2 separate regions of the Homo sapiens genome follow, and region 2 is linked to region 1. A link is a loop called in an ENCODE intact Hi-C map of the cell type or tissue named here. Cell type or tissue: dorsolateral prefrontal cortex. All regions are shown on one strand. Each heading gives the region's core, and the rest is flanking DNA. Links, peaks and the distances in the headings are about the cores only. Region 1 overlaps KCNB1 (potassium voltage-gated channel subfamily B member 1). Region 2 overlaps LOC105372649 (a long non-coding RNA gene).

What was found. Hi-C counts contacts between places; a loop is a spot of excess contacts. Peaks named below come from ENCODE experiments on the same cell type or tissue, not always from the same donor. Only the 100,000 strongest peaks of a DNase experiment are listed, where the experiment ranks them.
Region 2: it touches region 1 in a loop (1.9-fold over the local background); 1 of 110 quality-filtered maps calls a loop at or near these places.

The regions. Positions count from the first base shown.
Region 1 is chr20:49,423,366-49,426,278 of GRCh38, reverse strand. The region is part of intron 1 of KCNB1 (potassium voltage-gated channel subfamily B member 1); the gene reads left to right. The region is part of intron 2 of LOC105372649 (a long non-coding RNA gene); the gene reads right to left. Among named protein-coding and RNA genes, the nearest start is that of KCNB1, 58 kb to the left of the region's middle. RefSeq lists enhancers at 976-1,499, 1,500-2,023. In dorsolateral prefrontal cortex, for the core only: no CTCF peak of the experiment used is centred there; a DNase peak (open chromatin) is centred at 1,508; H3K27ac peaks cover 2,500 bases.
Region 2 is chr20:49,360,390-49,363,302 of GRCh38, reverse strand. All of the region lies in intron 2 of LOC105372649 (a long non-coding RNA gene), which reads right to left. Among named protein-coding and RNA genes, the nearest start is that of SNORD12, 81 kb to the right of the region's middle. In dorsolateral prefrontal cortex, for the core only: no CTCF peak of the experiment used is centred there; a DNase peak (open chromatin) is centred at 1,222; H3K27ac peaks cover 2,500 bases.

The DNA of each region.
Region 1 (2,913 bases), core at 330-2,829:
ACTGGAATGCTCATGCCTCAGCCAGTTGCTTTTACAGATGCAGAATGCACAGCTTAATATTTTTCTTTGTTTTCTTTTCTTTTCTTTTTTTTTTTTTTTTTTTTTTGAGACAGGGTCTCACTCTGTCTCCCAGGATGGAGTGCAGTAGCATGATCATGGCTCACTGCAGCTTCAACCTCCCAGCCTCAAGTGATCCTCCCACCTCAGCCTTCCAAGTAGCTGGGACTACAGGTACATGCCCCCACACACAGCTAATTTTTGTATTTTTTGTAGAGACGAGGTTTTGTCCTGTTGGCCAGGCTGGTCTCAAACTCCTTGGGCTCAAGTGATCCACCCTCCTCAGCCTCTCAGAGTGCTAGGATTACAGGCATGAGCCACCACACCCAACCTTAGTTTTTCGAGATAAATTGAAAATTTGCATTCTAAAACAAAATCTCTCAACTTTATAACTGTTAGCAACTTGCTCAGTTCTTGAAACACTATGTAAACCAAACAAAACAGGTCTGTGAGTTAGATTCAACTTACAGGCCACCAATTTTCAGCTTGTCTCTCTTTGCTTCGTACGGATGGGGGAAACTAAGTCACAGATATATGTCATATTATACATAATATATATATATATATATATTTGGCCTTATCACTGAGGCTGAATTAGGTGCTTTCTCCTAGGGTGGTCTTGGTAGTGTGTCTCTGAGAAGGTGACATATGAGCAGAAACCTAAAGGGAGAGCTTCCCTTCTGGGGGAAGAGCTTTCCAGGCAGATGGAGGAGCAAGTGCAAAGGCTCTGAGGCAGAAAAGCAACTGTATGTTTGAGGAACAGCAGTAAGACTAGTGAGCTAGAGTAGAATAAGAGAGGGGGAGTGAAAGGGGATGAGGACGGGATAACCAAATCCACTTCTACATAGGGCCTGTAGGACCCAGGTTCTAATTAAAATGAACAACTGAGAGGACAAGGTGATGAATGGATTTATGAATGAATGAATGGATTCCAAGCTGCTTTCATGGGATATTCGTATTTGGTGTTAGTGTGTGGGTGTGGCTGATTCGCCCTAGGTTCTGAAGTCTTCAGAATTATCCTGGAAGATGATCTTGGTTACCTTCCCAAGTTGCTGTCAGTCTTCAGAGGTTGTGACACTTGGATAGAAGCCTCAAATTGGGCAGGGCCTCTGGGAGAGCAACTATGAGACAGACAAACCAAGAAGAACCAAGGCAGGAAGAGATGGTGCTCACCAAAATACCCATCACGCCAAGTGTGCTCATTCCCACCAGCCAGGGACCCCAGGCTTCCATAGAGTACTGTGACCTGGACAGTGAGCCCATGAATCTCCCTTGTCACCAAGTCCTCACATCCCTCCCATCAATCCCTGGCAAACCCATTGGGGATGCCGTGCAGGGGGCCTGCTCCTGTCCTCGGCCGCACTCAGCCTGTGAGACTATTTTGTGCCTTGGTTCAGGCACTGGCATCCCAGCTGCTGGCAAGCGACTCAGATGGCGTTGTCATGGCGACCCTCAGGCACGGATTTCCAGAGATGCTCCCTGCATCCTCCCGAGCCTGCCACTGCTGATTGCTGGGGGAGAGCATGACTCACCGTTAAATATATCACGGTCGTCCCAAATTGGCTGCTCAGCCCCAGCAGCCGGATGTAGGGACAGGCAGCATCTGGGGGTGTGTGGGTTTGGGAAGCTGAGAGGCATGACCTTCTGTGTACCTTTGGGGCCTTCAGCTCCTGTCATTTCCAGCGGTTCTCTTCTCCAATCCCCTACTCATCTCTCCTTCCTTTCCCAATCGGTCTGGGTAACAGTCCTAGCTTTGTTACTTGTTAGCTGTGTGATCTTGAACAAGAAGCTTCAATTCTCTGGGCCTCAAAGTCCTCATCTGTAAAACAGGGGTGATGTGAGTATGACGGAAGAACTACGAAGGGTCCGAGATTTTGCACTGCTCACAAGCTAATGAGTTAGCCTGCCACAATGCCATACATGACGGCAGAAGACACGAGATCCCAGGTCAGAGACAAAGGACTTTATTAGTCACAGTATAGCAAGCAGCACAAGCTTCATATTTGCGTCAGTTCTAATTGTCTCCCAAGTTCCATGAGAGCAATGAAAACAACCCAAATGGATTCTGCACACACAGCAGCAGATCTGTGTCTCAATGGAGGATCCCAGAGCTTAGGAAACCTGCAATCTTATAAAGGGGCTATTGCCAAACCTGTCTAGCCTTTGCCTCAGATAGAGACATTATTGTACTGGTTGGGAAACAACTCTATCCTCTTCTTTCTGCTCCAGAGAGAGATATTGTCTCTGTCCTCCAAGTGTGTTTGCTACACAGATGTCCTTGAGATGATAGTCTAGAACAAAGGTCTCAGTGTCTTTTGAGCTGAAGACATGCAGACCTTGGAGAGACCCATGGAGAATTATCTCCCAATACCACTTCAAAGGGCTTCTTGGAGGAGCAGATGGGTTCATACCTGTAACATGCTCTGTATAGTTGCCTGGCATGTGCCTGGCACTTAATCAGTGTTAGCACTTGTCATTATTACTCTCAGCTTTTATCACTTGTCAGCTAGTAGGAACTCAGAGGCCTCCTGTTCTGGGATTTCCCCAGTTAGGTGACTAAGAAAATCACAGCTTCTATCCTTTCCAGCCAGTACATATCCATTTATCTCCTATGCCCCATGAAGCTCTAACAACTCCACCCTCCACCCCTTGTCCCCTCCCTCTGACTCCCCTCTGTTCTTTTTTTTTTTTTAAATAGCTTTATACCATAAAAAATTTTAAACAGCCTTATGGAACTTTATACCATAAAATTCATTCATTTTAAGTGTGCAATTCAATAATTTTTAGTAAATTTACAGCATTGTGCAGCCATCACTACAATCCAATTTCAGAACATTTCCAAAAGAAACCCCATGC
Region 2 (2,913 bases), core at 121-2,620, 63 kb after region 1:
TTGGGAGGCCAAGGCGGAGTTCGAGACCAACCTGGCCAGCATGATGAAATCCTGTCTCTGCTAAAAGATAAAATAAATAAAAAATAAAAATAAATAAACATTAGTGATTAATTCCATTTTTTGTAGTCCTGTACTGGCCAAAGGAAATATATCTGTAGGCAGACCAGAGCCCATAGGCTACCTTTCTGTGATCTCTGCCTTACTGATAGGGCTCAAAGATTTCTATATTTGTTTTTGGGAGGTTTTTTGTTGTTGTTTTTGAAACATAGTCTCACTCTGTTGCCCAGGATGGAGTGCAGTGGCACAATCTCTGCTCGCTGCAGCCTCCACCTGCCGAGTTCAAGCAATTCTCGTGACTCAGCCTCCAGAGTAGCTAGGATTACAGGCATGTGCCACCACACCTGGCTAATTTTTTGTATTTTTTAATAGAGACAGGGTTTTGCCATGTTGGCCAGGCTGGTCTTGAACTCCTGGCCTCAAGTGATACACCCACCTCAGCCTCTCAAAGTACAGAGATTACAGGCATGAGCCACTGTGCCCAGCCTTCTGTATTTATCTACTGCTGTGTAACAAATTACCCCCCAAACTCTAGCAAGTTGAACCATTTATTATCTCATGGTTTTTGTGGGTCAGGAATTCAGGAGCATCTTTAGCTGAGTGGTTCTGGCTAGGGGTCTCTCACAAGGTTGCAATCAAGACACCAGCTGCAGTCCTCTGCTTGACTGGGATGGAAGACCTGCCTCTAAGTTGGCTGAGGAGGCCTCAGTTCCTTACTGGCTGTTGGCAGGAGGCCTCAGTTGCTCACCATGTGGACTTCTCCATAGGGCTCTTGAATATCCTCACAGCATGGAAGCTGGCATCCCCCAGGGGCAGTGGTCCAAGAGAGAGGGGTAAGGAGAAAGGCACAATGCGTCTTGTGGCCTAGTCTCAGAAATCAGAAACCATCACTCGCACCAAATTCTATTTGTTAGCAGTGAGTCACCAAATCTGGTTCACACTTAGAGAGAGGTAATTCTACCTCTTGGGGAAAAAGGATCAAATATTTTGTGGACATATTTTAAAATCATTACCTTTCAAAAGCCCATTGAGTGAAAAGGGTAGTTTCCAGACTTTAGGATTTCATAGCCCAGTAAAAAAAAAAAATTTATTCTTATTTGTCTAGAGATGTGGTCTCACTCTGACACCCAGGCTGGGGAACAGTGGTGCAGTCTTAGCTCACTGCAGCCTCGAAATCCTGGACACAAGCCACCCTTTTGCCTCAGCCTTCCAAGTAGCTGGGACTACAAGTACCTACCACCATGCCCGGATAATTTTTTATTCAGCTTAGAGAAGTGTATAAGGCTTGCTGACATTTTATTTTGCCAAGTAAAGATGTGGAAAAAATGACTATCATGTACTATATATTATCTTAGTAAAACAAAGGATATATCAAACCCATAAAATATACAACCTCAGAATAAAGACCATCCTGAAAAAAAAAAAACTTCTATTCTTTCTTTCTTTCTCTCTTTCTCTCTCTCTCTCTTTCTCTCTCTCTCTCTCTTGCTCTCTCTCTCTCTTTCTTTCTTTCTTCTTTCTTTCTTGAGACTGAGTTTTGCTCTGTCGCCCAGGCTGGAGTGCAGTGGCACGGTCTCGGCTCACTGCAATCTCTGTCTCCCAGGTTCAAGCAATTCTCCTGCCTCCTGTAGCTGGGATTACAAGCACCCGCCACCACACCTGGCTAATTTTTGTATTTTTGGTAGAGAGGGGGTTTCACCATGTTGGCCAGGCTGGTCTCAAACTCCCGGCCTCAGGTGATCCACCCGCCTTGCTCTCCCAAAGTGCTGGGATTACAGGCATGAGCCAACACACCCAGCCTTATTATGTTTTTTAATAGATCAAACCTTCTCAAATTCAGCACTACTGACATTTAGGGCCAGCTCTTGCTCTGTTGTGGGGTCTGCCCTGGGCACTGCAGGGTGTTTAGCAACATCTCTGACCTCTACTCACCAGATGCCAGTAATACCTCCCCCCAGTTGCAACAACCAAAAATGTCTCCAGAAATTGCTAGATGTCCCCTGGGGGACATCACCTCCAGTTGAGAAGAGGCACAAAATCTCAAATCCAAAAGATGCAATGAAAAGTGAAATTTCCCTTATACCCCTGGACCCCTGTCCCCCTGTCCCTAGAGGCCGCCAGTTTCTCACGTATCCTTCCAGAGATCATTTTTGCAAACACACACACACACACACACACACACACACACACACACACATACATATAACCGATGTGTAGCGTGCGTGTGTTGTTTTGTTTTGCTTTGATTTTACCCCATACAAATAGTAAGAGTGCCATATACACTGCTCTGCATCTTGCTTTTTTCATTTAATGTATCTTGGAAATCATTCTGTATTAATACACGAAGAGCCTCCTCATTCTTTCATAAGCCTATGTTGTGTTCTATTATACATGGTAATTGCCAGTCTCCTACTCCTGAACGTTCAAGTTGCTTTCAACTTTTGCTATAACAAACAGTGCTGAAATGAATGGCTTGTCAGCCGTTCCTCTGGGCTCTGCCTTCAAAATAGATCTGGGATCTGCATTTCTTGCTCCTCCACTGCTGCAGCTTGGGGCCAGGCCACCATTGTTTATTGCCTTCATATTGTACCACGTCCAGACCAGCTTCCCTATTTCTGCCCTTGATCTTTCAGGTTCTTCTCAACATAATGGCCAGAGGGGTCCTGTCAAGCTGTCAGTCTGATCATGTCACTTTGCCATCAAAACCTTCCAAAGGCTTTCTGTTACGTGTTAAATAAAGTCCAAAGTCCCTGGCTTGGTCTGCAAATACTTACATCCACTGGCTCCTGCATGCTTCTCTATTTCATCTCCCACAGCTCTCACCCAAGGGTGCCTGCTCTAACATCCCGGTCTCCC